Linked DNA regions of Homo sapiens: all the other regions are linked to region 5. Evidence: chromatin loops called from intact Hi-C (ENCODE). Cell type or tissue: heart left ventricle. All regions are shown on one strand.

Region 1 (5,000 bases), 160 kb before region 5:
TTGTGAGAAAATTTCCAAGGTGTTTATATTGTTTTATGTGTCTGTCATAGGAAGGAAAATCACCTCGGCAGTGTTTGAAGGAAGGATACTGCAACTCTTTGAAGTACGCATTTTTTGAGTGTAAAAGATCAGTGGTAAGTGGTTAAAGATTTTTAAAAGCCTATGCTAAAAATTAGCTATAGGGAGGTTAAATATATGAATGACTTAATAGTTATAGGTAAGTTGCAGTGATATGGTTTGGAAAAAATTACATAGATAATATTTCTTCCTCCAGTGAGTTAACGTTAGGTAGCGTTCATAAAAACCCACAGCTCATTGTTATGTTCTTCTGTCACCGTGCTAACTACAGCTGCTGAACTTCATGCATTTCTGAAAGTGTGAGAATGAAGTCTCGGCAGGTATATACGGGTAAAAGTTGATGTTGGCCACTCGAGTTCAGATCAGTTGGCAATTGTATACAAACATATAATGTGGAGCTCCAAGGTGTATACATTTGTGCCTTATGTGACTAAGAGAAAATGTCAGTATCTGTGTTTGAATTTTGGAGGGATGGATTGTAGAAATAGGGCCTAAAAAGAGATTACAAATCTCTGGGGTTCATTCTAACATTCTTTGATTTGGAAGATGTATGGAGATCTTTGGAATGGAAACTGAGACCCTTTTCTTGGAGAAATGTATAAAACCAAAAATATGAGCATCCCATTAAAGGAAGAAAGCACTTGGACTTGAGGATGTTTTTTTTTTGTTTTTTGTTTTTTGTTTGAGACGGAGTCTCACTTTGTCACCAGGCTGGAGTGCAGTGGCGCAATCTCAGATCACTGCAACCTCTGCCTCCTGGGTTCAAGAGATTCTCCTGCCTCAGCCTCCTGAGTAGCTGGGATTACAGGCGCCTGCCACTGTGCCCAGCTAATTTTTGTATTTTTTTAGTAGAGATGGGATTTCACCATGTTGGCCAGGCTGGTCTTGAACTCCTGACCTCAGGTGATCTGCCTGCCTCGGCTTCCCAAAGTGCTGGGATTACAGGAGTGAGCCACCACACCTGGCCTTGAGCATGCTTTTGTTTGCTTAGGAACTACACTGCAAATCCCTTCCTTTTTGTTAACAAAAGAAATGGAGGGTACTGATACTTACGACCTGCAAGTGGTTGTAAACAAAGAACTTGGAGCATGTTTGCCAGCTAATCAGATCCAGGGAGGGTGTAAAGTTAGATTAAATTTGGCCCTGCTCTGTTTACTTTCTTAAGTGACATCTTTTCCTGTCATTCAGTGTGAATAGAGGAGGATTTTCTTGCCTTCTCTCACATAGATTTGTTACCCATGTAAAATGCAAACCTTTAACTTTGTCAAGAATTTCAAAGCGTGTGCAGTAAACCCTCTGAAATTCTCTACCTAAAGCTCAGTCTTCGATCTCCAAAGAACGAAGTCAGATTTTTTTTTATTTTTACAATTTATCTACTTTCAGCAGAAATTTTTAACAATCTTACATAAAAAGTAAAATGATCTTACCATTTCTAAATATCAGTACAAGGCAGAGTTTCACATATACTTTGACACTGAGAAGAGCACCTTAGGGACCCTTTTTTTTTTTTTTTTTGAGATGGAGTCTCGCTCTGTTGCCCGGGCTGGAGTGCAGTAGTGTGATCTTGGCTCGCTGCAACCTCTGCGTCCTGGGTTCAAGTGATTCTCGTGCTTCAGCCTCCCGAGTAGCTGGGACTACAGGCAGCTGCCACCATGCCCAGCTAAGTTTTATATTTTTAGTAGAGATGGGGTTTCGCCATGTTGGCCAGGCTGGTCTCAAACTCCTGATCCACCCACCTCTCCCTCCCAGAGTGCTGGGATTACAGGCATGAGCCATTAACACCCGACCAGCTTAGGGACCTTTTTATAATCTTTCTCCAAGACCATGTTTTACTGTTAGTCCTCCAAAATGAGTAGAGTCATATCGCTGTTAATGCAACTTGTTATACATGCTTGGCAAAAAACCCAGAAATATAAACATTTAAATTGTGTGGGTAATTTTGTATGCTATTAAAGTGAGTGTGCATCTTATTGAAGGTGAGATGGGAAGTTTGAATCTGCTGTTCTCTCATAGTATGAGCAGTTCACCATCCTGATTCCTGTGTTTTAAAATTTTTTTTTAAAAGTATGGCTTTAGCTACTTTACCTAGTGCTCAGTGAATAAATGGCTGTCTGTCCACACTTTGTTGGACTAACTGGCAGGGTCTGTCTCTAAAATAATTCCTTCCTATAGAATAGTGGTCTGCAACATTTTTGGCACCAGGGACCAATTCCATGGAAGAAGACAATCTTTCCACGGACGGGGAAGGGGGCAGGGGATGGTTTTGGGATGAAACTGTTCCACTTCAGGTCATCAGGCATTAGATTCTCATAAGGAACGTACCACCTAGATCCCTTGAATGTGCAGTTCACAGTAGGGTTCATGCTCCTGAGACTCTAATGCTGCTGATCTGAATGTAATGCCCCTGATCTGACAGGAGGTGGAGCTCAGGCCCTAACACTCCCTCTCCTGCTGCTGACCACCTGTGTGGCCTGCTTCCTGCCAGGCCATGGACTGGTACAGGTCTATGGCCTGGAGGTTAGGGACCCCCAATATAGAATTTTTGGGGAGTGACATTGACTATGCAAGTTTGCCTTACAAACTGACTTGAGAACCCTCTGCTCTACCTACTACCCTTAAGAAATGACTGCACTGTGAGGCTTCAGTCAAAGAACGTGCTGCCAGTTTGTGAGGTGGTAATTCACCTGAAGGATTTTTAATCCCAAAGTAATGTGTTACTTAACATTTTTCAGGGCTCATCAGTTGCAATTTAAAGATTTCAAATATATTTGAATATTAACCTAAACCTAGAAAGTTAAGTTTTTTAGAAGAAGAATGTATATTGAGTATAGTCCAAATAAACAGTTAAATGTAATTTGGATTCTTGATTGCCCTTAAGCGGAACTTCTATTTTTAATGCCATCTTTCTTATTTATTTATTTATTTATTTATTTATTTATTGCCCAGGCTGGAGTGCAGTGGTGCGATCTTGGCTCACTGCAACCTCCACCTCCCAGGTTCGAGCAATTCTCCCGCCTCAGCCTCCTGAGTAGCTGGGATTACAGATGCATGCCACCACACCCAGCTAATTTTTGTGTTTTTTAGTAGAGATGGGGTTTCACCACGTTGGCCAGGCTGCTCTCAAACTCTTGACCTTGTGATCCGCCCACCTCATCATCCCAAAGTGCTGGGATTACAGGCATGAGCCACTGTGCCCTGCCAATGCCATCTTTGTTACTGTGGTTTTTCTTGGTAGTTCTGATGTCATCACCTTTTTGATTTTGCTAATAACTGGTTTATTTCTCTCATGCGGTGATACCCTTACCAAAGTAAGGGGTGTTTAATTAATTACATTGTACCAAATTTGATTTAATTGTATATTTATTTTCAGTTGGATAACAGGGCAAGATTCAGAGGAAGAAAAGGATATTGATGCATTATGTTGAAGCCAACATGGAAAACAACAAATATTTTCCCTGGTCATTAACACAAAGAAGCCAAAACAGGAAACATACTTTTTACTACATCTGTTTGGTTGGACCAGATTTCCCCTCCGTGGAACACTGAAGAAAGTGGATGAGTTGTTTTCGAATATGTATAAAGTAAATGATTCTCTTGATCCAAGTTATTTTTAGAAGAAAAACCTAATTGAACAGGTATGGGTTGGGAGCATAATAAATGTGTTTTGAGAATTGTTCTAAAGCACAGAAAATGGAAAGACTGTTATTTGCAAACTTGACTCTTCAATTGAATTACCCAATTAGTACAGGCCACTGATTTGACTGACACAGTCGATAACATGCAGCCTATCCAGAAGGTGTCTGTTGGGAAAGTTTAGGATAAAACTTTTTCTTTAGTTCAGTCTTTTCCTGTCTAGTTCTAAAATGAATTGTGTTTGATTCCTTAGAGAAGAAATACTTCATTTGTGCTCTGATTCACTGAAGTAATAACCTCAGCACTTTAATAGCGTCCACAGGCATAGCTGATGCTAGGCCCCAGATTGTGTTGCCCAGGCTCTTTACCATCATCTTCGGACTGTTTTTGTTTCCTGGTTACATTTTCAGTCTGGCCCGCTCTACATAATGGGCCAGTGTCAGCTCCAAGTCCACATCCTTATTATCCATGATTCAAAAGGGAGAGAGAGAACTTCCTTTTTCAGGGTCCACAAATCAAATCTATAAAAGGACTCTGGTCTTCCCAGGATCACCTGCCCTTGCATTGGACCAGTCCCTGTGGAAGAGGGGATGGGGGCCTGTGATCTTGGCCAGGCCTGGGCTATCTATCTGCACTGTCATTGCTAACTCCTGTCAGAATCACATGGATGAGTAGTGGGCTGAATCCCAAAAGGAAAGGGGTTTAGAGCAAGTGGAAACAACAGATGTTCACTATAGAAAGCAAGAATGAAAACCATGAAGTGGTTGAAGATTAGCCTTACAGTAATTTTATTCTGATCACTTAATACAGTAGAGTCAAACAGGAATCCAAGTTTCCAACTTTATTATTTTTGGCACTGAAGAATTACAAAGAACTCTAGCGTCTTTATACCTCCGTGGTTCACTGGAGTTAAAGCAATCGGGGCGTTGTACAGCTCACTTGAGTTTTTAAAGGTTCTACTAAAAAGTGAGAATTCCACAGCAATATGGGTCATTGTTGCAGAATATCACAAAGGTCTGTTGTGTATACTCCTTTTCACCAGGAAAGGGACAATAATAGTTTTTTTCAATGTATATATATATAAGTGATCTAACTTTTTATTAATAAAAGTAAACAACTCTAAAATGTATATTATAAAGCCCTGTCATCTTTGTTGAGTAATAGCTTTATTGAGCTTTATTTGGAGAAATACACATACCGTAAAATTCACACTGAAACTTACCAATTCAGTGTTTTTTATTATATCTACAGAGTTGTGCAACCATCACCACTAATTCCAGAACATTTGC
Region 2 (5,000 bases), 61 kb before region 5:
CCAGCCACAGCAATGTCCTTTGCCTTGCCGTACAGTGTTTTGCATTCACCCCATGCCCTCACCACCCACCCCCTCAACCCAGGGGATGCAGTGACGATGCCATCATGGTAAGGACAGTCATGGGAACTCCTGCTAGCCTGGCTAAGACACTATATAGAGCAGCCAGGACGCTGTGCAGGGGGGTGAGCTTAGGCAGAAAGGCGTATTTGTCTCAGGAGTCTGGGCTGAGCTAAACACCTCAGCAGGAACATGGCTGAGCTGGCCCATTGACTCCAAGGCTGGCAGCAAATGTGGCCCTTCCCCTCTGCTTACCCATGTCCATCATCCTCCCACTCTGCAAATGAGCCAGTCCACATGGTGGGAGCTGAGACAGCCCCCAACTTGAAACTCTCCAGCTCCAGCCACCAGAGGCCGCCTGCATGGGTGCTCTCCCAGTTCTCTCCAGCTTGAGCCAGGCCCCCCAGGCTGGGGGTGGGGGTCACGTTGTAGCATGGGGGCTTCAACACTACCCATGAGCTTGGGTGGGAGAAAGCTCCCACAAAGCAGTGGAGCACCACCACCCCTTCAATCCATCACAACTTTCAGTAACCAAATGGAGATTTCCCTACAGCACGTGTTTCTTAAACTTTAAACAGAATGGTCAAATAACTCTCATGTTAACTAGATGGCTTTACATTGTATCAGACACACAACATAAACACATAATTAGTCATAAACTCTTTTGTTTAGAACATTTAAACAATTAGAAAAAAAGTGATCTATAAATTAACACAAGCAAACCCCAACACAAATGAACTCGGGTTTATATTCCTTTAATGTGAGGGATGGGATGGGCTGTTTTACAGAAAGGATCAGTCACGCATAACCTTGACACTACATCCTCTACCGTCACCCAGCCTGAGGCCAGAAATGGCCAGAATGGCCCCTTCAGGGTCCACCCAGCTATTTGGTCAAAACAGCAGTGGCCAGCGGCCACCATTCCACAAAAAAGTGAGTTGCCAAGCAGGGCAGAGGAGGGGGATGTGGCTACACCTCCCTGGACTGTGAACGAGGATCAAAGCACCCCAGACCGCAGACTCTCCAAAATGTCGTTTTCCTCCTCTGAATGAAATCAAGATTGTTTCAGGAAACAAACGCAGCTTTAGGGCTTGCTGTGTGAAAATGCAGCCCTGAAAATGCTGAGTTCCTTTCCTTGACTCCCCCTCCCTGCCACAGGGGAGTGCCCGCATTGTGGGCCACTCCAGGAGGCAAAGTCCAAATGTGCCCAGGACCCCTTCCTCTTGTGAGGAGCAGCCACCATTCCTCCCCTCGGTCTGTTCACAGCATCGTGTTCTCCCAGGACTTCAACAGTGTCTGCTGCCAATGCAAGCAAGGGACGTAGTTTCTCACAATGTTTCCAATCCACAGAAGAGGGTCAAGAGAGGAGGAGACCAAGAACTTCTCAGGCCAAGGTGCCTTCTGCCCGCTCACCTGCCTCATCTGGTCTCCATGGGAGGAAACACCTTGTCTAGAGGTCTCTGTAGGTAAAAAATCTCAAGGGGGAAGAAATATAAGTGTGAGCAACAACAACACAGCTTGCAAATGCTGCCCACATGTTTTGACTCGCCTGGTCCTCACACCACACCGCTGGGCTGGGAGAGACAGCTATTCTAGTTTGATGCCTGGGAGCCAGGCTCACAATGGTAGAGGGGCTCCCTCAAGGTCAGCAGCAGCAGCAGAAGTAGGACCTAAAGGCAGGCCTTACTAGTCCAGTGCTCTTTCCGATATGCAGAAGAGAGTGCAGAGCACATTAATTCGACTACTACCAAATGCTAATAAAAGGCATCATCTTTTTCAGTTGTAGAGTTCCTCATTATGTCCCGCCCTGTCCCCACCCATGTCTTCATAAGCATCTCCTGTGGTTACTCAGTCTCTGACTCCATCTCCAGCTTTTCCCATCAAGCAACACTAAATTCTAGTCAGGAAACAGGGCTTCCTAGAGAAGCAAAAGGCAGAACTTTAGGATGAGAGCAGATTCTTTTTTGTATCATTCATGTTTGATTTTCTTTTCTTAAATTAAGCTGAAATTAAACCCCTCGAAGAAATATTGTTATTGTTTCTGTCAAAAATAGTTAAAAAATAAAGTTTAAAAAACAAAAATTTGTGAACAGGATAAACAGACAAAACCTAGCCAACAATATCAACTAATAGCAAAGTGAAAAAGCAAGAATATTCTGTATTTCTAATGGTGGAGACAGGGATTCTATAAATATTGTACAGAAATAATATATTTCAACAGGAAAGTGGAAGGGGAAATGCACCCTCCTGCTGAATCAGCAAGACACAACTCAAGCCCAGGCGTCTGTGGTGACGGCTGGCTCTGTGAGCAGGGCTCCTCTGCTCTGCTTTTATGACTACTGTGTTTTATTTGTAACTTCCTTCTATTTACTATTACCAACAGGTTTTACTCAATCCTAATTTGGTAAGGGAAGAGTGTGCAAGCTGTTTTGAGAAACAGTCACCGCTGTCTCCAATTCTCTCTGGTGACATACACCTCACAGTTCAAGAATAAAGCATGTGTCCTCTCTCTCCTACAAAAGCTCCCACGTCCTCTCTTTCAGGTTCAACAAGGAAGCACTGCAGGGAAAGTGAACGAGCTCATCACTCTGGCTGGACACATAAAAAGTCAGGCCCCACATGGGAAACGCAAGCCTCCACCAAGGTCAGCCCACTCATGAGACACAACAGTCCCAAAGGCTCGCCCAGTACTTTTCCCCAAACCTAAAGGCAAAGTGCACCCTTGGAAGAAGAGGTGGGCATCCATGCCACCTCCTAGAGGGGTTGGGCAGATCCCAGCAGGAGGCTGCCTGAACCTTTTCTAAATGGGAAGCTTTGTGTTCTAGTTTATGCCAGGTCAGTGAGCAACCATTAAGCCAACTTTTGGTTTTGTTTACTAGAAAGCAAGTTATTAGTATAGTACTTTAATATTCAGGCAACTTTCAAAAGTCCATGCTAACAGAGCTTTGGGAAAACAAAGAAAAGACAGAGAGCCTAGAGTGAATCTGGTAAGATGGTCTCAGGCTTGCTCAATCACATGATGCAGAATGTCAAGGCCAGCCAAAGCTGTAGATCCCCCTTGCCATTGCCAGTCCTGCACCTTCAGCAGGATGGCACGTGGGCCTGAAGAGGCACTGAAGATTAACACCACACACATCATTTCCTTCTACAGCGCCACGTTAAGAGCAGAACTGATAATAAGTTGAAAGTTAATAATAACGTGCTTCAGACAAGTGGAGTCAGGCAGGCTCTGTTTATTTTTCTAAGCACTAGGAAAGCCTGCCTTCTAATTCGCAAGTGTCAAAATTGGCTTCACGAGAAAATAAAAAATTTTCTGAGTAGCAACAAAATTCCATAAAGGGCTATAAATGTGAAGCAACCATCACAGATCAATGAAATGCCGGGAAGACAATGCTATTTTAGAAACCAGGCAGTAAGCCAGGAGACTGGGGATGACCTGCCCAAGGCCTCCAAGTGGCAGCACCAACGTTACAATGCTGTTTCTAGCTTCCTCAACAACAAACTGAAATCAGGGAGAGACATCTTGGTCCTCTAGGTCCCATGGAAACACAAAGTGGTCACACATTCAGCAACTTTACTACATGTAGATCTCTGGCAAAGTGGTGTATAACCTGTTTATTTTAGCTGTGAAAATGGAATCCTGTTTGAAACATTCAGTGTTGGGGTGAACACTTAGCAGAGACACAAAAGGACTTCAGTCTTCCCTATTCTCATTAAAACAAATCAAAAGGGCAGCAAGCAGTCCTGATGTTTATATAGGACCTTCCTGGAGAGAGGGTTCTATGGCTTCAGCTACTCGGCTGTGTTGCTGGTTGTTCAGCGTTCCGTGTTTGGTGAGGGAGGACCCCCACTGGCAGTCCTCCATGGGCCTCTTCCACAGTGAACTGACCACAGCTCTTTATTGCAAAGCTGACAGTGGCTGGAATAATGAAACCTCAAAAAGAAATGCAGTTTTTAAAAGAGTGCAATAAGCTGTGCCTCTGAGGCCCATGCCCTTCCTTGGGCAGTGCTCTGTAGCTACCCACCAGAGCTGTGGTTGAGTAAGTTCAACCATGTAGGGACAAGTGCCAACTGACACGCAGCACCTTCATGCTCAACAGCAACATCTGCCTTCTTCTCATGTGGCACCTCTTCTCAACCAGCAGCAAAGATCAGGCTAATAGGGAAGGGACCAGGGCAGAAGACAGGAGCCCTGCCTGCAGGAGAAGGAGTCTCTGTCATCCTGTCACGCAAGCCTGGTTTGATGACCTGAAATGCCTTCTGATGAGAGTGTCCAAAGGAGTCTGTAATCTGGAACTGTCCATTCATCTGTTCAACAAGTACTGAGCTAGGCACTTACAGTGAACACACAAGTGAATCAGAAGTGATCTCTGCCTGCAAGAATCCAACAGTTTAATGATGGAGTAAAACATTCAGATAACACAACTCCAAGACAAAATGAGATGCATGCCCCATGCTGCTACAGAGGCAAGGAAGAAGCTTGAAATCTGGCAAAAGATGATCCAGATGAGGTGCGAGTTGATCTGACTTCAAAAGGAACAGGCACAGGTGCATCCAGCAACAAGCACTCACTCAGGAAACAGGAAAGTCTTGTGTATCAAGGACAGAGAATGGGGCTGGAGAGCCAGGACGAGGTCAATTCTGGAGATCCTTTAACACCAGACCACAGAGCTGGGTTTTAGCTTGCAGGCAGTGAAGAACTCCCTAGGATCTCAATTGTTCAAACCAATCTCAAAAGTCCTGGTACTCTCTTGGACTCTCCTACTGGGCTTTTGAAGACAAATCTCTTTCTCACTTGGGGCAAACCAGGGAGGAACCTGCCCACAAGAATTGCAATGAGCATCCCTTCTCACCAGCAAAGACAGACCCCTGCTCAGACCTGGCAAAGCTGGGTCAAGATGGCACCCACCACCACATGAACAGGCAACATTCACGACCAACAC
Region 3 (5,000 bases), 74 kb before region 5:
CCCTCCTTCCCTTTCCCCCATTGGGGTGGGGGTGGGGAGGGTCTCTGTTGGCAGCTCTAGGTGGGCTCACCTCCCTGTCCCCAGCCACCTGTGGAGAGCATACCCCCAAGGGGGCGGGCCCCATGCTGAGGAGACAGGAGCCTGTGGGCACGGAGGCTCCAAGGTGCCTTCCCATCCACAGAAGTTCACAACTGTGAGGGCTCCGTCTTCTCAGAAACGCTGCAGCAGTGGTGGCAGCAGCAGCAAGCTCTCTGAGACAAGCCCATGCACTGGTGGTAGTGTTTTTGTTTTCATTTTTAAGTAAAATATTTTTTAAAACAAAAAAATAATGAAAGATACCTACCTAAGCTAAATTCTAAAATGGGCTCATCTGGGTCTTGTATATTTCCTGAATAGAAAAGAAATGACAGAAAAATCATCCTTAATAAACTTTTCTCTGTTTTCAGATTAAATGCACAAATGACCCTCTACTTCCCCCCAACAACAACAAAAACTGCCATGCAAGACAATTTCTTTATTTTAAAAATATTTTGTTTTTGAGATTGCTAAGAAGTCCCTGACCCCACAACCAAACCCCTGCTCCTCCTCAGATCTACACATCCACAACAGGGAGGGCTTTTACCATGGCCTGGGCATGGGCCAGCAAAACACTTGGACATTCCCACACTACCCTGGTGGTGCCCCTGCCACCAAACTGGAAAACTAATGTAGTCAGGCTCCAGCAGAAGCGGTTCACAGGAAGAGGGCTGACATCCCCCTTCCCTATTTCCTGGTTCAACCAGAAGGATGCCAAACCAGGGTACCCTGTAGTCTAGGGTAGTCATGGGGAATCATTGGGTACCTGCCAGCACTGCTGCAGTGTGGAGCCCAGGTGCTGTGAGCTCATACCTGGAGCCCGGTGCAGGCCCTGTGAGGCTCACCTGCCAGAGAGAGGCCCAGCATGTCGGCCGCCACGTCGATGGTGGAAGCCCGCTGCATTGCACGGGCCCTGGCACCATGGCGAGGGCTGTGCTCTCTTGCTGTCATGATGTCATTGGTGATGATGTGCTTCTTGATCCTCGGTCAGACCACGCCTGATTACCCGGGAAGTGCTGGCACCGAGCCCTAGTCCACTAAAGTGGCAGTAGCCCTGAGAAAAGGAGCACTTGTAAGAAACCATGGGGACGGTGATGGAGAGAAATCATGCTCTCATTTAGAAAGAACGTGACCTACCGGGGGCGAGGTACAGTGACAGGGTTCCCCAGCATGTGAGGAACCGGGGTGGACTGTCCACTGCTCCCTGCCCCTTCTGGTCACTTCTTCCTCCCCACTCCCCAACACAGGGTGTCCATGGGATCCCTTGAGGATGTCCTGTCCTCTTCAGCAGAGATATGCCACAGTGAATGATGGTTTTCATATAATTATAAAATATGGCTTTCGAGATTTTCTTGTTCTCTTTATTATGCTCTTCTGTTGGCAAGTCTCTTAGAACCTTTAAATATTTAAATCAATTCACCACAACCTCTGTGAGAAGGGTAAGAGCTGCAGAAGAGTCTGCTGTCCACGGGCTACATACAGGTGGCAAAACACTAGTGAGACAAAGCTCACAACTCTAACCTGCTGGCTTTCTTCCCAGAGCTGCATAAACTTCACGTGTGTCTGGGTCTCAGGCTTTCCTTCCCGCAAAGCATGTAATCTGGGCCTAAGCGAAGTGGAGGGTGCTGTGCTATGGAAAGGGAGGGCTCTGGGTAAAACACTGCCACAGGCTGAGTCACACGCTTCACATGGCTCAGAGCTCCAGAGCTCACACTCTGCTCTCAGAACTAGATTAAGCAGCGAGAAGGTGTTTCAGGTTTTTCCAACCCTATATGCTACAACTCCTGCTGTCTCTAGAAAGAACCAACCTTTACAAGTTAAGATAATTAGACTGAGCAATAAGCCTAGTTTAAAACACTCTCTCAGAGGTCTTCATATTTCCAGAGACAGCCCTGATCTTCTCAAAGGGTGTCCACACCCTGTGCCTGAAGGACCTGGGCTCCTGTCCTTGGGTTAATTCACCAAACAACTTACTGGACATGTTTGCTCTCGGACCATGTGGCATTTCTTCATAGAAGCATGTCCAAATCCATCATCTAAAAATAAGAAAGCGAAAACTTAACAAGCTGGTCAAACATGAAGTTTCTGAGAGACTGCAATGCCTAGAAACGTGGAGGCCAAGAGCTACTCCATGTTTGTTTGAGCTCCACACCCCAATCCAACCTTCTGGCTCAAAAATACAAGTTTTGCTCAAACCCAAAATAAATGAGAAAGAGAAAGCACATATTCCTCTCCCCTGCAGGGCTGATCTGCTGGGGGAGTCTGGGCCTGTCCTAAAGAGCCAGGTGAGCAGCTGGGTGTGGTTTAGGGGGATGAGAATGTGAGACCAGTTTCCCCACTCACAAACTGTAGGCCCTGGGAGAAGCTGCAGGGCCCTCTTAAGGCCCTGCCCTTCAGGATGGATGGGCTGCACCCATCTCATGGGGCTGCAATGAAAACCAAATGTGCGTGAACAGGAGAGGGCTCTGCAAACTCCACTGAGTTCCCACAATGCTGCTGCTGCTGGGCCCCCAGGCCCCACTCAGTCCCAGCACCACAGGGGCTGTTTGGCAGGCCACAGGGCAGGGCTCAGCTCATGAGCCATCCCTCTCAAAGCACCAGGGTCGGGGAATCAGATGACCGCAAGAGCAGAGTGCTTAGCCCAGGGCTGACTCAGTTTCTCTCACAGGCTATGCTCCTATCCCTCCCACTAGGGGTGCCCAGGGACCTTCAGTCTGGGCATCTCTGCAGACACGGCAGTGGCCTGGTGGGGGAGCCACAATAAAAATCACCAAGGGGAAGATTTGCTGGTTAACGTCAAAAGGCACACAAGTGAAGCAATGTGCAATGTGACTGGTAAAACAGGAAAGTGCTTACAGTACTAATATCTGCTTTTTACAGTAATGGTTGTACACATTAACAAAAAACTCACCAAAATGCAAGTGGCAAAAGGTAGGAATTTATAAATGAGGAACACACATGGTAAACATTTTGAAAAAGTGACCAAACTCATTAAGTAACGCAATGCTAAATATGCTTTCCTTCACCTAAATTCGTCCTCCAAAAGAGTTTTGTTTGTTCTTCAATGAGAATACACATTGCTGGAGGACCTGGGGGAAGCTGTCTAGGACTCTCCTATATTGTTACTCCATCTTAGAGTAGTTCAAACATTCAGAAAGCCATCTGGCATTAATTATCAAAATTTGTAAATGATAACAAAACTCTTGCCAATAGTATAGAACATGGAAAAGACTACTGGGTAAAAATGCTTATTGCAGCATTACTTATAATAATAAAGCAATCCAAATGCCCAGCTATAGGTAAGAAAAGAATGTTCTGGAACATCCATAAGACACACTATTATCTGGCTATCAAAATGATCATAATAAAGCCAACAGACACAGGAGAAGTTCTTCAACCCCATTAGTCATCAGGGAAATGCAAACTGAACCCATGAGATACCTCTGCACAAGCACTGGAATAGCAAAAATGACAAAAGACCAACAGTACCAAGTGTTGATGAGGACGTGGAGTAACTGGAAGTGATACTACTGGTAGAGCGTAAATAGTCACCCGCGCTGGAAAACTGGCCGTCTCTACTTAAGTTGAACATGCACCTACCCTGTGACCTGGCATACAACTCAGAGGGGGAGCTGCTAACAGAAACGCACACTTATGCTCACCAAAAGCCTGTAGAGAAGGTTTAGAACAGCAACATTCACAGTAGCAAGATACCTGAGACAACCTAAATGTTCGTCAACAGTAGAACAGATGAAACAATGGGATGAGTCTCAGAAACAACGTCAAGGGGAAAAGTTAAGACCATTCTAGGCAAATCCATTCATACGAAGTTCAAGCACAGGCCAAACGAATCTGTGGCATCCAGAGTATGGAGAGTGGTATCCTGAAGGGGTGGGTACTGACTGGGGAGGGTGAGAGGGCTTCCGGGGCTCTGGAAATGATCTGGGTGCGGGTTACACACAGACTTTACTGTGTGAAATTCACTGAGCTGTACACAGGTGATTTTTATACCCCAATACAAAGTGTATACAAGACAACATAGCATTAAAAAAAAAACTTACGTGAGTTCTGCATCATGTGTTTTTAAAGAAATAGCCCACCTTTGCTCTGTTTGCAGCCATTTAAAGAGGTACTGTACAGAGGGGACAGCCAGCAGGCGGCTGCATCAAGATGACAGCCATGCTGGGGGTGTGATCATGGGGAACTGTCTTCCTCCTTCTCTAACAGCCATACTCTTGTGTCACTGAAGATTTGCACCCCATGCTGGCCAGAGGCAGGGCAGCACCCCAGGCATGACTTCAGCTTGAAGAAGAGGCTCTTCCCTTTTGAACCTTTTCCCAGTGTGTCTAAAGCATTCCATTGCCTGCCTTGCTGCCCTGCTCAGCCTGTTAGTGAAGGTGTCGGTCACCCCCTTCACTTATGACAGTGGAGACAGGCCACCTAACAGAGGGACACATCTGTACCCCAACATCCTGCCAGCCCTGGGGAAGCTCCGAAACTCACCCATGCCTACCCCTTTCCACCTCTCCCTGCAGGGTCCCTGCCCACTCCACCAGCCTGCTCTGCCCTTAGGAGGGTGGTTTATATCCTAGGCATCATGAGGTTTCTGGAGATAGAAATGCTTAAAGGGGTACATCTACAGACTAATTTTACACTTGAGAGAGTTCACAGGTCACGGAAACTTTTAGGTCAAAAAGACCTTAGAAGCACTTCATAGTTATTTGGGGACATTTAATTAGAATCTGCAATTTAAGTCATCAAGGCCCAGAACGCAAAGCTAATTTGCACAGCTGAACTCGATTTCTCTTCTTGGTCTCATTAATATAAGGTAATTCACCAAGGATTCGTATATTCCCAAGGTCCTTGTTTTTCCTCCCAGCTCCATTTGAAGACCAGAGTTCATTAGGAGGAAAAACTGCACTTAA
Region 4 (5,000 bases), 120 kb before region 5:
GCTCATGTCCTCCAGCATTGCCAGCTCCTCCCCTGGACATGAGAGAGGGGCAGGGCTGTCAGGCAGAGGGCCCTGCTACTCTCCCCAGTCTCAGCAGAAGGCAGCCAAGCCCAGGCCTGGCTGTGACAGGAGGGGTGCAGGTGTGGCTCTGGTGGAGGGGGAGTCTCTGAGCCTCTTCCCCTGCAACTCACTCCTCTGTGAGTCAACAATGCCTCTGAAATCCCACAGCCACATCAAAACATGCATCTGGTGGAAACACGCGCCATCCCTTCCCACTATTTCTTGGGCAAGCACCAGATAGTAGGGAGGGAAACAAATACATAAACTCAGAAAGCAAAGCCAGCTCTTGAAACACGAAATGAGAGATGCTAAAGCAGCTTTGCTGTGGCCAGACCCTCCCATTACACAGGGCTTGATATCTATTCGATGTCCTCAATTTCCAATGATTAACAAATGCTTTCTATCACCTTCTCAGAATAAATAAATAATAAACAAGGGTAGGAAGAAGAGAGCCTTTTTAGAGGGCAATTTGGAAATATCTATTAAATTTAAAAATATTCCTACCCTCTGACCCAGCAACTCTCCTTCCAGTCATTCAGTAGCTGCAGAAACAGGCCCACAAGTGCCTCATGCACAGATGTCACTGCTGCACTGGTGTTTCAGGAACAACCCAAAGTCCAACAGGAAGTTACTGGTTAAGTAATTAGCATCCATCCTCAACCAGCAACAACAACAAACCAAGGCGTGTGCGTGTGTAACTGCCAGGTCTGCCATCTGGTCTGCTGTTATATATTTTGGATTTATTTCAATAAGCACGCATTACTGGTATAGTGAGAAAAGTGCCTAGCAAGAAAGGATGGAAACCACACACGCAAGTGGGGCTCCCGATCCTGGCCCGGGCGCCTCACCGTAGGTGCTCAGCAGGCTCTCGAACTGGGCCAGCAGCCCGATGGTGTAGAGCTGGCGCAGGAAGCCGTCGTCATGCAGGCAGTTCCTCAGCTTAATGATGAAGCCGCAGATGAGGGCGGTCAGCTGTGGGAGCGTGGGGTGAAGAGGTTCAGGGTCAGGTGCCTGCTCACCAAATGGCAGTCAGATCATGCCCAGCCCCCCACCGCCCCCTTCCTCTGCTGCCACTGCTCAAAGGGGCTTCAGTGGCACCTCCCATCCCTTGAGAAGCCCAGGTGGGGCATGCCCTGGCCATGGGAAGACGCCCAACAGTGGGCTTGCTATTCCTGTCGCTCACCAAGTGGGTTTGGTTTTTGGCCCAGCTTCTGACCTGACCTATACCTGGCTTTATTCCTAGGCTGGAACTTCTGGAAGCCCATTATTAATTACTCACAGTGAAAGGGTCTATCTACTCATAGAGCCATGCCACCCCTGGCTGGAAACTGAGTTAGCCCCAGCAAAAAACAGAAGTGAGAGACAACATGGTCACTCAAAGTTTCCCCAGTGGGAGATTTTCTATGGGATGAAACAGGACTCTCCAGGATGGGTGAGGGAACCTGTAGAGAACCAGCCCAACCCCAAATCACTGTTCACTTTACTAATTTGATTACTGGCAACTATTAAACTTGTTACATTCATTTCAAGGCTTCACTTCTCTCAACAATAAGAGAGTCCTGCAACAAGCTGCAGAGCTAAGGCACCTACTGTTATACGAGCAATGTTTGCACTGACAGCAAATACCTGTGTTGCCCTCACTCAACCTCTGTGCAGTAAAAAAAAAAAAAAAAAAAAACGCAGCAAAGAAGCCTGTGCCACCCATGCATGCCCTCACTATCTCCTGGGTGCAGAATCGGCAGACTCTGCAGGTGCCAGTTCCTTGGGAGAAGCAAGCATGGGCTGCCAAGGTAGTTCTCCTGACTGTGTTGAAATGTAGACCTCTCTATTAAATAACCTTTAAAGCACCACCAGGAGGAAATATGGCCATCTGGGGTCTTTTACAAGTGAAGTGAGAGGGAAGGGCTTCCTAAGCCTGTCTTTTCTGAGCTGAGAGGTGCCCGTGGTCTCCCTCGGGGTGCTCCCGGGGCCTACCGTCTGGCAGAAGACCACGTCACGGCGGTACTGCAGGCTCAGGTAGGTGGCTATGGTGGGCGCGCTGTCCTGCATGAGCAGGAATACCATGGCCTTCTTGGCCTTGTCACTCATCATGGCCACGCAGTCGGTGAGAGTGGTCAGCAGCGGGTAAAGGGCCTCACTCCATTCACCTGGGGCACAAGCGAAGGGGTCATCACAATGAGAGAGAGATTTTAAGAATTAGGTTCTGGCAATTTAACAAGTCACCTGGCCCCTAACCACTGCAGTCCTCCCACTCCCCCATCTCCACCTCATCTTCCAGCTCTGTCTGGAACCAACCCAGTCTCTAGCCCTCTAGCCCTCTAGCCCCAGCTCTTTCCAGCAACCTCAAACACCAGTTCTACTCCGGTACCTCCAAGACATGCCTGGTCTCCTGAACCTGTTGGGGACCCTAAACAGAAATACTCAAGACAATGCCTTCGGAGGAAAACAACAAAGAAGCTTCTGCAAGTCATGACGAGGCCAGAAAATGCTCTGTCCCCAGAGGCCCATCTCCTTCCACAGCCCTGTAGCACCTCCACCCGGAGAGGAAGGACACCCAGAAAGGTTCTCTGTGATCTCCCTTCTCTTGACCTGGGTATAAAGTCAAGTCAGAGACTCCTCTGCCCTTGCCAAGCCTTGTGTGCAACTGTGTTCAATTCTTACCCCTGCACACCTGGAGGAGGACTATTCCCCACAGCTCCCAAGTTTTCAGCCCTCAGAACGGCCCCACCTTGCACTCACTTCCTTCCCCACCCCCACCTTCCTTCCCCAGTACTATTTCTAGCTTAGTTTTCTTTTAGGAATATAGGGAAACTTTGACCCTATACCAAAACAACTTTTTAAAAATAGAACCTCAAGGGAGAAAAACAGGGTGAAAGATATTTTGGGTTTTGACTCTTTTTTTCCTTCCTATTTAGAAGACATTTAAAAGAGAAGACAGGCTCTCATTAAGGTTATATTTGTAACAGGTGATTAAGACCAGAAATAGGCATGTGACCATCACCACTTGGTGAATCCACCACACCAAACATGGTGAGAAGTCATGGAGTGAAGCCCAGGCAGTACATGCCCCTTAGGGTGAGGGTTCGAGCCACAGAATGCGCCAGGCCATGTCCCGGCACGGCACTCAGGGAAGGCCATGGGCTGTGGGAGCTGTGCGGCTGCCAGAGGATAAACTCTGTCTTAGATAAACAGAATCTCAGAGACCGAGAGAAGGGCGGCTTGGCCCTGTTCTCTCAAGCTGGATGGTTAGCACTTCACTGAGAAACCAACCTAAAGAAATACTGAAACATATAAAAGAATTCCCTACACTCAGTGTTTGGTTAATGCAAATGTTTAAGTATATGTAGCAGCTCAAAAGTTGGAGGTGGCCTAATTGTACATGCAGGCACGCTAACTGTTTGTGGACAGGATTTGTATCTGTAATGGAAAAAGCAGGCTTAAATTTAGCAAGTCCACAGCAGACAGGTCTTAGCAAATGAATCATGGTGACGAAGGACACTGAACTGAGAGGTGGAAAATGTGGAGGCCCGGCCCCGGCCACTGCTGAGCAGAGGTGACCACAGGCAAGGCCCTCGACCCCTCAGCCATGTGGGTCCTTTTTTATAAAATGAGAGAGAGGCACTAGATAATGTCCGAGTCTCTTTCCTCCACTAAAGTTCTCAGAGACCATGTTTTTGTTTCTTTGAAGAATTCTGTTGAATGTATGCCAATTATATGAAGTGCCTATTAAAAATGCCAAAGGCAAACAAGTTTTTCTCGCCAAACGGTTTGGGGAAAGGCAGGCAGTCTTTAAGACTATCCTTCTCTAAGAAGTACATGCTCTTAAAGCAAATGTTGCCAATTTTACTTTGCTCTTCTAGCTGTCATGCATATCATGAAAATCATGATTATTTTAATCTGAAAATGATCAAAATATACAACTGGTCTTACTTGACTAAACAAGCTCTCTCCATACAACTTTTTCACTTTGCCTATATCTCTTTAAACTAAATTCCTATGAGAACGATTGCTTCGCTACATTAGGAAAAAAATGAAAAAAAATTGTAGTATAGGAAGAATGGCTAAAAAGCACTAAGATGTTTGTCCTGGAAAAGAGGAGATATGGAACTTGGTAGAAGGTGAGTGTCGTTATCTGCCCAGAGAAGGACTCAGACATGCCTGGAACAATTTTTTAAAAGTTCAACCAAAGTGAGTTTCTTGGGCAGTAACATGATTTCCACGCAGGATCTAGTGAAGTAAAGGCACCTGGGTCACTGGAATCGGTGAAGGGTTTATACTCTGCCTCCTTCACTGACAAAGCCTTGTTATGAGAAAAAATCAGCTCAGTGAAACAATGTCCTGAGTGACGTCGCTGACCCACGTTTTTGTAGAAAACTCCTTATCTAGTTCCTAACCCGTAATGTTCGCAGACCGGTAGTGAATTCATGGGCCATACTAATTTAGATAACTTTGAAGAGCACTTTCAAATCCGTACTTTGCTTCTGCATTTTCCCCTCATCAGTAGGGGAGGGAGAAAGGGAGAGTGTGTGTGCCTTTGTAAGTGTGTATATTTTAGCCCAGATTAAATGCAGTTCTCCAGGAAAAGCCAAAAGAACTCCTTGCAAGGACCATTTTAGTCCATCAGCATCAACTGTGAAAAAGCCATCAGTGCTTCTGGAAATGTCCCAGCTGACACACAACAAGGAGGGCTCTACAGGCCAGGCATTGTCTGTGTGCTGCCCGGGGACCCATGAGACTTCCCATTAGTTCTGCAACCCTCAGGAGCCCAGAACTGAGAAGACCCCCTGAGCTTCTGTGGGGGCAGATGCACATGCCACCAGCCCTCTCTTGGCCCTAACTGCTGGGTATGGCCCCAGGCTTGGGCACCACTGAGGCTCAGGCGACAGCCAGCTCAGTCCGAAGGCACTGGCCTGCCGTGGAGGTCAGCTGAGGCATGGGCC
Region 5 (5,000 bases):
GATGTTGTGGCAACTTTTCTGGAATACTAAACTGAAAAGGAGCTTTTCATTTAAAAACGAAAACAGGATGAAACAGTCTTGGTGGAAAGCCTCCCCCTCCACTCTGCCTCACTGAACTCTTGAGATGTTAAGCCCTGGGCTGGGGATCAGTGGGGCAGTCGGTCCCACACCGCCTTCAGGTCCATTCCCGTGTGCATTTGAAGAGATGTTGGCTGAGAACGCTCCCTCTTAGGCAGGCAGCTGGTTAAAGGGACTTGCAGGGCTGATAGTTCTCTGTCATACACATCCCATTTTTCTAGTGCTCTACAGTTTACAAATAGCTCTCGTGTATTATTTTATTTCATCCTTCCTTAAAGTGATTTTTTTTTAAAAAACGCTAATATTCAGTTTAACAGCAATACTACAAAATATCCAGTTTTGAAAACAGGGAGGCACTATAATATCTGCCCTTGGTTCTGAATCTAGTTGGGAAACAAGACTTACCCAAGCAGATTAAACACCCTGAGACAGAATAATCTAAATGAAAAAAGTAGCTACATGATGAGTAAGGTGGCCAGGTAAGCAGACTAATTCTATAAGGAGCTCAGTAGAAACACAATGTTTCTTTCTCTTTGAATTTGTCCACATCCATTTCTTTAAGCCTTTTCTTCAAGCCAAACTCTACCAAGCAGCTCTGGCTTCACAGGCGTGTTTACTAGACATCACAGGGAATGAGGCACCGAGAGGCCCGTTCACATGCAACGCCACCCCTGGGACAGACAGCATCACGGCCTCCTGGCACCACTCCTGCAACAGACCAACCACACTGCCCTTCTTACATGGGCCCCATCATTCATCTTTCTTCAAAGAAAACAGTACATTAGCAGTCGACACTTCAGCAAAGAACCCCCAAAACAAATGCCCTAGCCTAGATCCAAAAACAAAATTTCCGTTAAAGAAAGTGTGTTTTTCAACCAAAGAAAAATTAGGCTCAATTCTAGGACAACCTATAGCAAGCAATTCTACGTGCACTGGCCAACGCCAACAGCAGCTAGATTCCAAAACAAACTCAGCAAAAAAGGCTCTGCTCTCACCTTTTAGAGATAAGAACCAGAGTCAGCAAGCGGCAGAACCATGATTCACACCGAAGTCAACCCACTCTGTCCTCAACCCCACTGGCTTCCCCATGGTCCACACAACCCACTGTGAACAGATGGACCAGTCAGAATTTCTCTGCAACACCCAAATCGCCACCCCACCCCCATTCCCTTGGTTTAAATGCCCTGAGGGGCAGGCGACAAATCAAATTCCACTCTTAGGCAGGTTCCCAACACAAGACACATTCAGTGGCAAAGCAAAAGAGAAGATGGGCTCTACCACATATAGGTCTTTCTTACCCAGAGGAACATTTTCATGGTCTGTCATTACGGATGAACTCGGGGCAGGAAGAACCCATCATTATGTAATGTCAGAGGGCAGGCGACAGGGGAAGGGAAGCGAGACCATCAACATTCCCTTCCTTCGCCCACAAAGACACAAATTTACCTCTGACATTTTGAACGTCTGTCTTCTGGGGCCTACCCATTCCTGGCTGGCTTTTCAAGAGACAGCCACAGATCCCTGCACATTTCTCAGGCCTCAATTAATTGACTAGCAAAGCCAGAGAGAAATAAAATATAGAAAGCAAAGATGCTAGAAATGTTGTCGGGGTCTAAAGGCAGGCAGAAAATGGAAGAGTTTCGAGGATGGAGACCAGATTTCCCACACGGAGATGCATGTTTACTTTCACCCGGTTATGTTTCCACCCCAAACACGGCAAGGCCTCCAGCTTCAGGAGCCCGTAGACCCAGCCCTGGAGCCGCATCGGGCAGGCACCGCGTCTGCGTCCCGCGGCCACGCGCCCGCTCGGCACCCGGCTCCCTGCTGGGGCGGCCGCGTCTTCACGGGGCTGGGGGTCGGCCGGGCTCGGATTGTTCTCAAAAGACGCCACCGCAGGTGGACCACTGGCACCGTTAGGCAGTGCAATTTCCATGAAAACCGCGGGCGCCGTCCACATCCGCCCCAGCGGGGACCTGGACGCGCCCCCGCGCCCGCTGTCCGTCCCCGGCCCCGGCCCCCGCGGCGGCCGCGTCGCCTCCTGCCCGGCCCGGCCCACCTACCTGGCGCTCCCCGGCCCCCGGCGCCAGCCGCCCCGCTGTCCCGCCGGGCTGCGCGCCAGAGCCCCGCAGCAGCAGCAGCGCCGCCGCCTGGCTGTGAAGTCGCGGGCTGCGGGCCCGGCCTCAGGTGCTGGTCCTCCTGCCCCGGCCCACGGAGCCCGACCCGGCGGCAAACCAGCAGCGAACCCTCCACGCGCGCCGCAGCCCTAGCCAGCCGCCGCCGCTCTAGACGCCGGGCGCAGCCCCGCCCTGGCCCCGCCCCCTTGTCGCGCATGCGCGCTGAGGGCCCGGCCCGCGCCCTGCGACCCCCGCCCCACTACCAGCCCGAGCTGGGTCCGCCCTCTGAGACAGTAGGGCCGGTGACCGAGCTGCTCGCGCCAATTCCTACTGCTAGGTTCCCACAAGATCCCACCCTATCCTGTGACTGCTTCACCTGCAAGGAGTTCTTGAACTTCTGGACTTGACTGAGCGATGGCATCTTCACCCTGTCATCCACTGAGGCATCTGAGGCCCTGACGGATCCCCAAGGGAAAGTTTCCTGGAGGAGCCGCGACCCGGGGATGCGCCCCCAACCTTTTGCCCTCCGGACAAGAGCACTTCCTGAAGTGCAGACGTACTCACTCCCCAGGAGATGTTTAGGAAACTGAACATTCCAACCAGACAAGCAAAAAATTAAAATCTTAATTCTTTGAAAATACAGACTTGCAAAAAAAAGAAAATTGCTAACCTCTAAGTGTATGTCCTTCCGGACCTGTTCTGGCCTGTGTGCATAAGTGTGCACTAACAGACTTGCAACAGCATCAGTCCTTACACTTTGCCCCAAGTTTCTATTTTTCCATAGACAAAAACAATAATCAGAAGTTTTGGAAGAAAATTTTCACTTTGACTTTAAAACAGCATTTCTCCTTGAGCAAGGGCAAATACTGGACTGAATGTATCCTTATCTTTGAGTCTTCACATTTTATCCGAAAAAAAAATTCTTAAAATGATTTTAATTCAATAAACCAGAATACTTCTCAGGCAGAGCATTTAAACATATAATTTGCTTCAAAAACAAAAGAGATTAACCAGTTAGGAATGGAAATTAAGAATTCTCTGAACTCATTTAGAATTATGTCTGATCCTCCTCATGTCACCAAAATACAGACAATAGTCTGGAATAAAAATAAACAAATATAAAACGAGTTTTTTGGGGAGCCTGAGGCAGGAGCATCGATTGAGCAGAGGAATTTGAGGCTGCAGTGTCAGCCTGGGAGACAGAGCAACACCCTGTATCTCTAAAAAAAAAAAAAAAAAAAAGAAAAGAAAAGAAAAGAAAAAAGAAAAAGAAAATGTCCTAGTTTTAAATTTTTATTTCTTTACTTTTTATTTTATTTCTCTTCTGAAAAGTAACTTAGTAATAAAACAGTTCCCTCTTATTATTTCTCCAGCTAAATGGAAAGAAATATTGACAGAACCTTGACTCCACAGTACAAAGTTAAAGCCAAGAAAATCAAATTTGTAGAAATGCAAAAATATTTTTGCATTTTTTTTAATTACTGTGACCAATTAGTTTGCTTGGAACAGCCCCAGTTTACATCTTTTTGCAGCAAAATTATTAATAGGGCCCTCTTTCACTCTCAAATGTATTCCTGTTCAAACAATAAATTTTATGGCCATGCTGTTTATTTATTTATTTTTGGGATGGAGTTTCGCTCTTTTTGCCTAGGCTGGAATGCAATGGCGCGATCTCGGCTCACCGCAACCTCTGCCTCCCAGGTTCAAGCAATTCTCCTGCCTCAGCCTCCCAAGTAGCTGGGATTACAGGCATGTGCCACCACCCTGGCTAAATTTGTATTTTTAGTAGAGACAGGGTTTCTCCATGTTGGTCAGGCTGGTCTTGAACTCCTGACCTCAGGTGATCCACCCGCCTCGGCCTCCCAAGGTGCTGGAATTACAGGCGTGAGCCACCACGCCTGGCAGTCATAATCAAGCTAAGAAAGTTGTTAAACACTAACTTTTAAAAAAGAAAAAAAAATTAAATTTATAAAGATTTAAAAATAGATATCAGTCTAATTTCAGTATTCATTCATTTAGTACAGTAACACTGAATGAGGATCAGCTTCCAATAACATCTGTCACTTGACTGTTATGTAATTCTGGATAATCTTCAAAGATCAATCACATTTTCAGTGTGGCAAAGAATGAGGCCCTAATTCCACCGTAGAATGAAAATTATCAAGAGAAAAGGGAGCCATGTGTTAGTTAATACTGTAAAAGGAAAATAAAATCTCGGGACCCCCAAACTCACTACTCCAAAGGGAAAAGCTAAGCTTGGGAACTGAATCATGCAAAAAAAACTGCCTTCCTTTTGTTCCTAAAGAGATAGCTGCAAGATAGAAGGCCACATATCTCCCCAGGTGGCCTCCCTCACCCTGACAATGTAAATTAACAGCTTATCGTCACAGGAATGGGACAAAGACAAGCGGAGGAATCATCCTTCCACCCACCCCAAGACAAATGCATATTTGACCTCTTCCTCTACTCTCTGTTTACTTACCTTATGTAAAAATGCATAATTCACTGTTCTTCTTTCCCCTCCTGCCCACTTTTTCCTCTTTAAGTATTGAAGTCCCCAAAACCCTCTTGGGAAAAAGCATAGGCCACAGATCCTACTGATCCTACTGTAGTTTGTGCCTCATTTTCCCAGTTGCATCCTCAACCTTGGCAAAATAAACCTCTAAATTGACAGATCTGTCTCAGACACCTTTTGGTTTACAATATCATGCTATATCTTCCCTAAGCATCACGATGTGATAGCTAAGTATGCTGGTGGTAAAGTATCTCAGTCCTTCAGAAGTTCTCAACATGGGGTCCCTAACCAGT

Evidence for each region. Peaks named below come from ENCODE experiments on the same cell type or tissue, not always from the same donor. Only the 100,000 strongest peaks of a DNase experiment are listed, where the experiment ranks them.
Region 1: it touches region 5 in a loop (2.3-fold over the local background); 21 of 110 quality-filtered maps call a loop at or near these places.
Region 2: a loop joins it to region 5, with 4 times the contacts of the local background. A loop is called at or near these places in 31 of 110 quality-filtered maps.
Region 3: it touches region 5 in a loop (2.0-fold over the local background); 31 of 110 quality-filtered maps call a loop at or near these places.
Region 4: it touches region 5 in a loop (2.2-fold over the local background); 16 of 110 quality-filtered maps call a loop at or near these places.

What each region holds. Positions count from the first base shown.
Region 1 is chr2:98,599,242-98,604,241 of GRCh38, reverse strand. It overlaps COA5 (cytochrome c oxidase assembly factor 5), which reads left to right. Exons shown (of 3, transcript NM_001008215.3): 2 at 51-134; 3 at 3,449-4,928. The coding sequence ends at 3,490. Among named protein-coding and RNA genes, the nearest start is that of COA5, 6.8 kb to the left of the region's middle. RefSeq lists an enhancer at 2,589-2,758. In heart left ventricle, a CTCF peak has its summit at 2,497 (motif pointing right); no DNase peak of the experiment used is centred here.
Region 2 is chr2:98,503,051-98,508,050 of GRCh38, reverse strand. The region is part of intron 1 of INPP4A (inositol polyphosphate-4-phosphatase type I A); the gene reads right to left. Among named protein-coding and RNA genes, the nearest start is that of INPP4A, 61 kb to the right of the region's middle. RefSeq lists an enhancer at 190-249. In heart left ventricle, no CTCF peak of the experiment used is centred here; a DNase peak (open chromatin) is centred at 2,350; H3K27ac peaks cover 1,474 bases.
Region 3 is chr2:98,516,075-98,521,074 of GRCh38, reverse strand. INPP4A (inositol polyphosphate-4-phosphatase type I A) reads right to left here. Exons shown (of 25, transcript NM_001134225.2): 2 at 2,050-2,111; 3 at 921-1,129; 4 at 344-388. The coding sequence starts at 1,026. Among named protein-coding and RNA genes, the nearest start is that of INPP4A, 74 kb to the right of the region's middle. RefSeq lists enhancers at 451-951, 952-1,452. In heart left ventricle, a CTCF peak has its summit at 2,804; a DNase peak (open chromatin) is centred at 2,794.
Region 4 is chr2:98,560,672-98,565,671 of GRCh38, reverse strand. It overlaps INPP4A (inositol polyphosphate-4-phosphatase type I A), which reads right to left. Exons shown (of 25, transcript NM_001134225.2): 18 at 2,035-2,207; 19 at 909-1,032; 20 at 1-32. Among named protein-coding and RNA genes, the nearest start is that of COA5, 45 kb to the left of the region's middle. In heart left ventricle, CTCF peaks have their summits at 2,500 and 2,703; DNase peaks (open chromatin) are centred at 1,005 and 3,182; H3K27ac peaks cover 3,268 bases.
Region 5 is chr2:98,442,224-98,447,223 of GRCh38, reverse strand. It overlaps INPP4A (inositol polyphosphate-4-phosphatase type I A), which reads right to left and starts at 2,366. Exons shown (of 25, transcript NM_001134225.2): 1 at 2,139-2,366. RefSeq lists a silencer at 1,897-2,536. In heart left ventricle, no CTCF peak of the experiment used is centred here; DNase peaks (open chromatin) are centred at 1,938 and 2,373; H3K4me3 peaks cover 2,368 bases; H3K27ac peaks cover 1,581 bases.